Linked DNA regions of Homo sapiens: region 2 is linked to region 1. A link is a contact called in ENCODE Hi-C or POLR2A ChIA-PET data. All regions are on one chromosome and are shown on one strand. Each heading gives the region's core, a stretch centred on a gene start or an enhancer-like site at or near the end of the contact. The rest is flanking DNA. Distances are from core to core; before and after follow the strand shown.

Region 1 (5,781 bases), core at 642-3,141:
GGGCCACAGTGGGGAGAGGCTGAAGGGCCTGGAAGAGCTCAGTGTCTATCTGTCTGTCTTTCTGTTTCTCCTTCTCTCAGAAGAAGAAGAAAGCAAACCTCTACCATAGGCGAAATGGACTAGAAGCTGTCTAGAAGTCTCTGAAAACAATATATCTAGTACATGGCTTTATGTTTTTTGGCATATAATTCCCTCCTGGGATAATTTCCTCAATATATTACTGTAAACAATGCAGCCTCTGTTTAGATGAGTTAATGGAGAGAATTAAAGAAAGGTCCAGAATCCTCAGTTAAAATAACTCAGGAAAAGGCAGCTTTCTTCTCACCCACTCCAAGGCCTATGTGGTGACAGCAGCAACAGCTTCCCTGAGTCCTGTGGTCTCAGGACTCCATGGTAGAGTCGGGACCAGAGAGGGACAGACTCAGTATGAACACAGCTGTTGGGGGCACCAGGCAACCAGCTCCACCCAGAGCCTCCAAGGGCAGGAAGGACTCTGAGAAGCAGGAGGCTGGCGCCTGGACAGGCAGCAACTCCATGCCAGGAGACTCCCTTGTTAGTCAAAATAATACCCATTTGATAGAACTGCAAGGGCTGGGCAAGGTCTCTGAACTAATAAAACACAGAATACAGTTTGCATGTTCACTCTTGGTTTCTTGATACCAAATATAAATTACCTGATCTAGTGCCTGCATCAGAGTAGGCAGTCACTACAGGGCCACTTTTGATGCTATTATTATTATGTTGCCATTATTGTTTTTCGGTTTATGGTTTTTTTTTTTTTTTGGAGTCTTGCTCTGTTGCCCAGGCTGGAGTGCAGTGGCGCAATCTCCACTCACTATAACCTCTGCCTCCCGGGTTCAAGCAATTCTCCTGCCTCAGCCTCCCGAGTAGCTGGGATTATAGGCACCTGCCACCACGCCTGGCTCAGTTTTGTATTTTTAGTAGAGATGGGGTTTCGCCACGTTGGCCAGGCTGGTCTGAAACTCCTGACCTCAGGTGATCCGCCTGCCTTGGCCTCCCAGAGTGCTGGGATTACAGGCGTGAGCCACCTGTTACTGTTGTTATTACTATAATTAATCATGAAAAAATACCAATGCTTGTGATATCATCTACCAAGAAAACTGGTATATAGAGAAGGATTATTTCTGTTTTAATTTCTTTGTATAATAAGTTATTGATTATCTTGTAATTCTATATCAAAATCAGCAATATTCTTTGATTGCTTCACACAAAATATAAAGGGATGTAACACATGTTGTATTTAACGTGGGTGGAACCTTGATCCTGAAAGTTCTGAAAAACAAAGTGTGATATCCACAGTACAGTGCAGTCTGCCACTGCACACTGCAGTGTGTGTGCAGTATCAGGGACTGGAAGTTGGCTCCTCCCCAGGATGGAGAGTCCAGAGCTCAGGGTTCCACGCTGCTCTGCTGCTCCAACTCTGGTCATTCTGCCAGTTCCCAAGCCTCCCCAAGCTTCCATGATCTCATCCCTAGCACACATCACATTTTAGCATAATGAACTTTCAAGACATGAAGGAAGGGAAGACGGGACTGTATGATCATTTCTAACTAATTTGGGGAAATCCACCTCTAATTCCTAACCAACTCCAAAGGCAGATGGTCTAATAGAAAATAATAAATACACCAACTAAATCTCCACTCTTTTCCCCTGGCCACCTAGGTTTCTCATCACCTAATGAACAAAATGCCCACTGGTCTGGGTATGCTAAGGCCTGCCAAGGAGATCATGGGGAGAGAAGCTCTGATTCCTGGGCCTCAGGTGCTCTTACCATTGGCCTCCCTGAAGAAAAGGTGTCACTGGTTCCCCTCAGGCTATGGCCACAAGCCCAGTCCCCAGATAAACCATTTGACCCTGGCTCAGCTGCATGGTAACTACCTGTTGGCACATTACCAAACCACGCTTCTCAAGGACAGGAAATTCCAGCATCTATACTCAACCAAGAACACATGAGATGATTTGCTGTGACTAGAAACATTACTCCCAGACCACAGAGAATGTTAGGCCCGTGAGCACGGGGACCATGTGCACTGGGCTCACAGGTCTGTTCTTGGTGCCTGACATACTGCAGGTGCTCAATAAATATTTGTTGTAGCAATAAACAAACGCAACAGGCTTTGATACCCAGCCCTGTCGCTCCTTCACTGTAGAACCATTAGTAAATTGCTCTGCCTCTCTGCACCCTGCATCACAACTGAGAGTTCGCCGATGTTAAACATTATCCTTTTTCCTGATTTAATATTTATTTACAGCATGCCTTACTACTGCTTTACTTCCAAAGTCCGTTTACAAGTTAGTTTGAACACTTTTTTTTTTCCCAAAACAGGGTCTTGCTCTGTTTCCCAGGCTGGAGTGCAGTGGTGTGATCACAGCTCACTGCACCCTCGTTCTCCTGGGCTCAAGCAATCCTCCCATCTCAGCCTCCCCAGTAGTTGGTACTACAAGTACCCATCACCACGCCCGGCTAATTTTTTGTTTTTATTTTTTGTAAAGACCAGGTATCCCTATGTTGGCCAGGCTGGTCTCAAACTCCTGACCTCAGGTGATCCTCCTGCCTTGGCCTCCCAAAGCATGGGGTTACAGGCGTTAGCCACTGTACCCAGCCTGAACACTTTCATTGTTTTTATAATTTAATGATTTATTATTATTGAATTCCTCACATCCCTGAGGATGTGGGACAAACTCTCAGGGAAGTATAGAAGAGCTGGAGAGAACTGCTTGTGTGAAAGACTCTAGCTCTGTCCAGAGGACCAGTGGCTGGAGAGACAGGAAGGAGCTGGCAGGCACCATGACAGAATGTGCTCTCCACCCCAAGAGCATGCAGAGCCATTAGGAGACATTTTAAGCAAAGGAGAAGCATGATCAAGTGCAGGCTGGGAAACTGACTTACACTCCCCTCGCCGCAGTCCCCATCTCGGTAGAATGTGATGACACCTGCCAGGCACGGTGGCTCATGCCTTAATCCCAGCACTTTGGGAGGCCGAGGCAGGTGGATCACTTGAGGTTAGGAGTTCAAGACCAGCCTGGCCAACATGGTGAAACCCCGTCTCTACTAAAAATGCAAAAATTAGCTGGGCATGGTTGCATGCTCCTGTAGTCCCAACTACTTAGGAGGCTGAGGCAAGAGAATCACTTGAACCTGGGAGATGGAGGATGCAGTGAGCTGAGATGGCGTCACTGCACTCCAGCCTGGCAACAGAGCAAGACTCTATCTCAAAAAATAAAATTAAATTAAATGAAAAGAATGTGATCACACCTATCTTGCAAGGCAGTTGTTACTCAGAGCCAATAAGGTGGCCCAAAGTGCTGTGTCTGGCACAAGAAAGGGCTCAATGAATAGTGTAGGAATGAAAACAAAAAGTAATGTCGAATTATTCATAATGGCCAACAAGTAGAAATAAGCAATCAAGCAATGTTTGGATAAACAAAATGTGATCTATCCATACAATGGAATGTTATTCAGCCAGTAAAAGGAATAAAGTGCTATTACATGCTACAACATGGATGAAACTTGAAAACATTACACTAGGTGAAAGAACCCACACACAAATATGCAAAATGTCCAAAATAAGCAAAATCCATAGAGACAGAAAGTAGATTCGTGGTTTCCAAGCAAGGAAGGAATGGAGACTACTCGCTCATAGATGCAGGATTTCTTTTTGGGTAGTGGAAATATTTTGGAATTCATGGAGGTGGTGGCATAACTTTGTAAATCTACTAAAAATCGCTTCAACATAGTGAGTTTTCTGTTATGTGAATTATATCTCTATTAAAAAATCGCTTTGAAGACCCTCATCCACAGTTTCACTTTTCATGGTTTCAGTTTTCCAAGGTCTGAAACTACTAAATGAAAAATTCCAAAAATAAGTCATACATTTTAAATTGCATGCCATTCTTAGCAGCATGATGAAATCTCCCACCTTCTCACTCCATCCCATCCAGGACGTAAATCTCCTTTGTCCAGAGTGTCCACAGTGTGGACACCACCCACCCATGACCACTAGTCACTTATGACCCATCTCAGTTCTCATATCAGCAGATCACAAGAAGAAGGGTGAGTACAGTACAGTAAGAGACAGAAGGAGAGAAACCACATTCACTTAACTTTTATTACAGTATATTGCTATAATTGTTCTATTTTATTATTAGTTATTATTATTAATACTTTACTGAGCCTAATTTATAACTTAAACTTTATCATAGGTGTGTATGTATACGAAGAAACACAATATATATATAGTCCAGTACTAGCCATGGTTTCAGGCACCCACTAGGAATCTTGGAACATATATCCCATGGACAAGGGGGAATTACTGGAATGCTGAATATTGTGGAAAACCTGTTAAAGTCAGAATATGTAATATGCAATAAACAGGAAGGTTATCTTGCTCTGCTAACCCTAAGATAACCAGACGTGAGCAATCTCATCAGCAATCAAAGCTCGAATCATCATTCCACACTCGGAAAGTGGCCAAAATTAAGAAGCCCAACAATATTTGGTGTTGGCAAAAATGTGAGGAAAGAAGCACTCATCTGCCACCACTGGACATGTAAATTAGTCTGGCCACGCTAGCGAGCAATTTGGCAGTGCCTACACAAAGTGGAAGTGCACATACCACGTAACCTAGCAATTCCGCTCCTAGAAACTCCCCTACTGAGACACGAAGAGATACAAAAGGATGATCAGAGCAACATTTGTCATAATATTATAAAAAAGGAAACAATGAAAATGTCTACCATTAGAGGGAGAAAGAGAAAACAGTGATATATATTCACACTACCAAATACCAAAGATTAGCTAAAATGAACTACATCAATAATGTGAATATGAACAATGCCATTTACAACCCAAAAAATGTAAGCACTCGAAGCAATAGATACAGATTTATGTAATAAACGTGTGAAAATCTGGGCAGAAACAAGCCATGCCACACTCATGAGAATTGTCCCTCTGGGATGAGGGAGGAGAAAAGGGGACTTCCCCTCATCAGGAACGTTTCTTTCTTTTTACTGTCTGGGGCCATGTACAACAGCCAAGCCAGGTGGGGAAATAAGATGAGAGTGATTTCTGCTAGCCCCACACAACTAGAACATTGGTCTCCTTGCCCTCTGAAAGTCACTTTTACCAGGCACCTCTGCAGCAGCCTCCCTTTCTCCTTTCCAACATGAGCCATGAAGCCCCATAGCAACAACACAGCCTGGAGGTCGGATGGACTTCGTATGAATCTCAATTCCACCCCTTCCTGTCTGTGTGGCCTTGTCACTGAGGCTTTCTAAGCTCCCATTCCTCAACCATGAGACAGCAACAAAACTCACCTCCTGGACTTGTTAACACAGTTAAATGATGTAATCCTTCCACCTGTGACATCACTATATGAAGTGCTCCAGATAACATATAAAATAGATGTAGGCACATATAAAGTACTTGGTACAATATCTGAGGTCAATAAATATTTTCATCATATTTGTATATAAATAGATAATAAAGATAAAAGTTTATCTTCCTCCTTGCAAGTTAAACTGTCTTGTAGTTATTTGCTCCTTTAGTAGTTTATCCAAATAAAGATAAACTACTAAAGGAGCAAATATATGAACTGAGGAAAACCCCAAATTGCACTAGTTCTGTAAACTGAAGAAGAAATCCGGCCAGACACAGTGGCTCATGCCTGGAATCCCAGCACTTTGGGAGGCCAAAGCAGGCAGATCCCTTAAGCCCAGGAGTTCAAGACCAGCCTGGGCAACATGGCGAGACCCTATTTC
Region 2 (5,440 bases), core at 1,316-3,815, 50 kb before region 1:
CCCCGACAAACAGACACTACGAGATGTGGCCTGGATAAGCCTGTCTGCACCAGGTTTGACTATGCAGAAAGCAGGGCCTCTAGCTGAGTGCTTGGTTTAGGGTAACATTTAGCAAACCAAAAAGAGTCTGTCTCTTCCCACCAGCCCCATCAGCCCCCTTGTTTTCCTGCACTAGAAAACCAAACTCTCAGAGGACTTCTCTCTTCTGTTTGTCGGACAAATGGGAAAATCATAGGGCTTGTTCCAGTTTTCATACCAACGTGGAGCTGGACAAGCCGGCTGACAGCTGGCAGGGAACCTTCAACCGCAGCACCGGAGGAATGAAGGCTTAAGCCTCAGCGCTGTCCCTGGACAGTGCCACATGTCCAACAGCAGATAAGGGCACCCTGAGCTGTCGGAATGTCAGACACAGCCTCCCAGTTAAAGGTGGGCAGAAAGCAACTATCAAGATCTTTCAACAGGAGGGAAAGCTAATTTGGAATCCTCAAAGGGCTTTCTACTCCTCTCTCCCGCTGTGGGCAGCCCTGAGTCTACTCAAGCCCTTGTCTGTCCCCTTTTTATCTCAGAGCTTGGCCAAAGCTGAGTATGCAACTGCTGCTCAGTCACTCAAGCTTCCAGCAAGCCACCCTTCCATCTTCCCAAATCACAGAATTCAATTACTTCAGCTTGTGAGGTGAAAGCACTTTGTGGATTTTAAGGTATCATTCAAATAAACATTACCATCAATATCACTATTATTAATCCATAATTAGCCACAAAGCTCTTCAATACTATAGATGTAGAGGATGACCAGGTAATTCATATTCCACCAAAGTCTTTCAACTGGCCAAAAACAGTCCATAAAATACTTTCCAGCCATTTCTCGGCTCCCCATAAAATCACAGTGACGTCTCCCATGCCAGAAAACATCAGTGCTTTTGATGTGAATGCCAGCGAATTCTTGGTTTTCCTAATGCATGGTTTTGACCACAGTCTAGTTTCTCTCAGACCCACATCCAGTTCTTCCAGGGGTTTAGAAGGGCCATTTGCAAGGTTAATTTAGTAAGGATGTTTTAAACAATGACACAGAAATGCCTCCTGCTAGAATAAGCAACTATCAGATCTCACACAAGCTCAGTGTGGGGCCCCTTGAAGACAAGCACCTCCACACCTCGTTCTTCTCTAGGTGCAATTCTCTCCAACCCAACCATCCCCTTCCACATACACACTCACGCACAGCAAGACCACCCCAGCACAAGACCTGGCTCACTCAGTGCTTTCTTCGTTAATTCTAGTTTATTAATTTTTGTTTTAAAGTATAGCCCCTTTTCACTTCAATAACTAAGAGAAGTCTGCGGGTAACTTCAAGTCAAAGACATCAACTTACAAAAAGAACTTCCATAACAGAGCTATCTCATACTATGGATCACTGAGGGGTTACTTCTGAAATGAAAACACACAGCTATAAAAAACAATCATTTCAATCTCTGCATAATTAAATAAACTCTAAAAAGTCATCCCTATGCCCGAAGAGAATTTAGTTGTTTATTCTTGGCATATATTAAATTTATAATGTTTGCTTTTGGTTTTTAAAAGTTTCTGAGAGTTCTCATACCTACTATTACTTTGCAAAGATATAGCCACAAATCACAGGACAAAGAAAAGGAATATATTGCTGAGGGTCAAAAGCATGTTAAAATTCCTTGCTTTTCCAAGTGAAAATGTCAAACCTTCTAATAAGAGCATAAGTAACAACCGATTGAGAACAATTTGTCCTCTTCCTTTCTCCTACTGATTCAATGAATAATTTTACTTCTTGCAATTTTATGGCTGAAACTTATTTACATTTTAGCCAAAGTAAGAACTTGTACCCAGTTTTCTTTTTCTAATAATTCTTTTCTGCTAGATTCAACGTTATCTACATAAAGAAAAGAGTTTCAAGTTCTGGTGCTAACATTAACTGCGCACAATAAAAGAAATACACAGATAAAAGCAACGTGCGTCTCCCACCTTCTAGAGCGGCAAGCTGCTGCTCAGCTTCCAGGTACAGCTGGGAAAAGATGGGCCTGGGCACCAGGTTGTTGGACCGCAGGGATGCCTCGATGGAATTGTGCAAGACCTCTTCAAAGCGTGTCGTCTTCAGCTGTCCAGCGTAAGAATTTCCCATCTTCAAGAGGATGGAGTCTTCTGTTTAAAATGGCATCTCAGATTCGGTGCAAAAGCCTGGCTCCACGCAAGGTAGAAGGTGAAACAGCTGCAAGGAGGAAGGGCCGTGTAGCCTTCGCTCAGCAGAGACGAAGAAAGGGTGGCTGTCCTCAGCTGCAGCTACTGCCGGGCAATTACAGGAAGTTATATAAGTAACAGCTTTCTCTAATTTAGCACTCAGCAGAGCCTGACACCTCTTAGACTGTTTCACTAGGAGCTGCCTCTTTTGCCATCCCCAGGTTTCACAGGACTCCCACTTTTCCCAGAGATGTGGTCCTGCCCCTGAGAGTTCCCAGACGAATGACGTTTCATTTTCCATGACCTGCAGACGAATGGCCCTCCAACACTCTTGTAAGTGACGGCAAATGAGCGATCCACCAAAACCAGTCCCAGATTTGAGGATTAGAGGAGCCGGCCTCCCCCACCTTCCCAGAAGATAGGCTAGCAGGTCTCCCACCATTGTCTTTGCTGGTAAAAGGCTGATTATTCTCATTCTTCCTTTAAAATGTTTTTTAATCTACTAAATGTTTCCATGATTCAAGTAATACAGAATTATATCTGGAAAACCTGGAAATCACAGAGGAGTGGGAAAACGAGGAAAATCACTGACATTTCTATCCCCCAAGAGATTTATTTTCTATCCCCCCAAAAATCACAGAGAACCACTGTGACTTTTTTTCTGTAGCAACTTAATTGAGATATAATTCACATACCTTACCACTTAAAGTAGACAACTCAATGGTTTTTCGTATATTCACAGTGTCGTGTAACTATCATACGATCAATTTTAGAATGCTTTCATCACCCCAAGAGGAAACCCCAGACCTATCACTCTGCAACCCTCCAACCCCTCCAGCTGGAGGCAACAATTAATTTATTTTCTGTCTCTATAGATTTGCTCATTCTGGATACTTTGTATAAATGGAATCATTCAGTACGAGGTCTTTTGTGACTGGCTTCTATCTAACGTTAGCACAATGTCTCCAAGATTCATCTGTTTAGCATGAATCAATACTTCATTCCCACTCACGTATTTTGATGTATTGTTTTAGACTTAATTCTCTTCAGAACTTGCAGATGGGAAGGGATGGGAGATTGTATTCACATAATTATAATCATACTATAATACACATTTTTATTGTTTTTGTTTTTCCTTGACATAAGCATTTCGCTCAACCCTCTTGCAAATGTTTTTAGAACAATTTTAATGGCTGCTTCCATTGAGTGAAAATGCTGATATTTGTTCTGACATTTCTCCCTGATCATACATAGGGTTAAATTTCTATTTTCAGTCCTTCCCAAGAACAGGCATTTAAATGTGTATATGTCCATAATGTTTTCCATTTATTTTCTATTTCATTACATTTAGCTATTTGTTATATTTCTCTTTATTTCCCTTTGGTTTAACTTGTACTTTTTCCAAACTTTTCAAAATAGTTACTTTATTGTCATCTTTAGTTTTCATCTTCATTAACAACGAAGACATTTAAGGCTATACGTTATTCTCTGGGCACCTCCTTTGCTATGGTACAAGGTTTAGTATGAAGTGTTCTCCTTTTCATTTCTTTCTAGACAGTTTATCATTTCCCTCTGATTCCCTCTTTGATCCGTTAATTATACAGGAGTGTGTGTTTAATTTTTAAACAGTCAAGACAGCAATGGGGGGTGACTTCAGCTTCATATTATTTATTTCCAGTTTTTAATAGATTATAATCAAGACTGTGGTCTTTAGAAACTCTACTTTTGAAACTTGTTAAGGGTTTCTTTTTGACATATACCTGCTGGAGTTTTACAGATATGAGAAAAGACATTCGTAAACTCTACAAGGGATGAAAGGAAATCAATCAGATTATTCAACTGTTCTATATCCTTGTATGTCTCTTGTCTACTAGCCTGTTCATCTTTAAAGTAACATTTGACATACAAAATGGCACCAGATGCCTGCACTGAAATGACCACAGAATAGCAGTTTCCTGCCTTCATCTACAATTACTGCACACAGACCAGTTATGAAACTGGCTTCATCGGTCAAGCGAGATCTCCCATTCACTCTAACTCAAGCCATGTGTAATAAATTCCCCTCGTCCTTGTTCTGTTGGTGGCAGAGTAGCTTCAAGATGTCATCCTTCATGCCCTGAAAGAGTTCTGCTTTCCCTCCCGAAGGTATAATAACTGGTAGAGTCACGTTGATTTCCCGCCCCTATTGTAAGAAAGATTCAGCCTTTCCTCTTCCAACTAAAAGTAAATGGAAGGCATTAACCACTTCCTGCTTGTGGCAATAACTTCTGACCACAGGGCCCCTTGGTCAGCCTCTGCTTATAGCCTGGGGAAATGAGCTGTGGGAAGATTGCTTCAGGAATTAGCCCCAACAAAAAGAAAGTGCTCCTGAAAGAGAGAGGTCAGCAGCCGGAGTAACCTAACAGGAGAGCAGAAGAGGTTGCAGGGTCCTCTTGTCTGCCTTTTTTCTCGATCTGTGGCAGACTTTAATATGTGACTGAGGGGTTGCCAGCCACATTTGGGGACACCTGCATTATTCTCAACTCAGGGTGGTGTGTTTAAAGCTGCCACCAACGAATAACATCCCAAATGCCCTCTGTTTCCATAGCATCTTTGTCTATAGAGCTTAAGGCACACAGGAAGAAGCTTTAAGGTGGACTCGTTTTACATGGAGCCCCTGAAGAATCATGTCCTCTGACAGAAAGAACACATCGGGGCATCCAGACCCTCCCTGCCCAAGGTCCTGTTCAGCTGACCTCACAGCTGATTGGCACCCAGGAGACTCCAGCAGCGAAGGGACATGTAGGCCTGATGTAGACGGGGCAATAAAAATGAAGAAGGAAAAATAATATCCACTGTCCAGCCACTGCGTGCAAGACACTGGGCACACTCCCTACTTCACACACATGGTAGCCCATGGAAGAGGTATGATGAAGCCCATTTTATAAATGATACATTTGAATCTAGAGATACATAGCCGGCAGAAACGCTTGCTGAAAAAAAAAAAATAGAATGGGGGAAAGATGGAGAAAGAGACAGAGAAGCTAAAAACAAGACAGCATAGAAAAGTGGGGTTTTTTGTTTGTTTGTTTTTTGAGACAGGATCTCACTTTGTTGCCCAGGCTGGAGTGAGTGCAGTGGCATGATCTCGATTCTGCAACCTCTGATCCTCCCACCTCAGCCTCCCCAAGTGGCTGGCACTACAGGAACATACCACCATGCCAAGCTAATTTTCACATTCTTTGTAGAGACGGGGTTT

What was found. A loop is a pair of places that touch in the nucleus more often than their neighbours do. ChIA-PET counts read pairs that join two places held with the same protein, here RNA polymerase II (POLR2A). Pooled maps may share reads with other maps.
Region 2: a loop to region 1 is called in a map of right cardiac atrium, with 2.9 times the contacts of the local background. The contact joins two enhancer-like sites. A Hi-C loop is called at or near these places in 11 of 168 maps with a recorded cell type or tissue (Right ventricle myocardium inferior, Right ventricle myocardium superior, body of pancreas and 5 more), 2 of 37 single-sample maps with no recorded cell type and 12 of 50 pooled maps. POLR2A ChIA-PET finds 5 or more read pairs at or near these places in 5 of 52 experiments (HepG2, K562 and WTC11).

What each region holds. Positions count from the first base shown.
Region 1 is chr2:11,502,406-11,508,186 of GRCh38, reverse strand. It overlaps a transcript of GREB1 not described here. Among named protein-coding and RNA genes, the nearest start is that of GREB1, 29 kb to the left of the region's middle. Within about 2 kb of position 1,891, at least 5 of the 41 ENCODE cell types and tissues checked have a DNase peak (open chromatin) inside an H3K27ac peak, as active enhancers do.
Region 2 is chr2:11,553,321-11,558,760 of GRCh38, reverse strand. GREB1 (growth regulating estrogen receptor binding 1) reads right to left here. Exons shown (of 33, transcript NM_014668.4): 2 at 1,990-2,307. The coding sequence starts at 2,146. Among named protein-coding and RNA genes, the nearest start is that of MIR4429, 15 kb to the right of the region's middle. Within about 2 kb of position 2,565, at least 2 of the 41 ENCODE cell types and tissues checked have a DNase peak (open chromatin) inside an H3K27ac peak, as active enhancers do.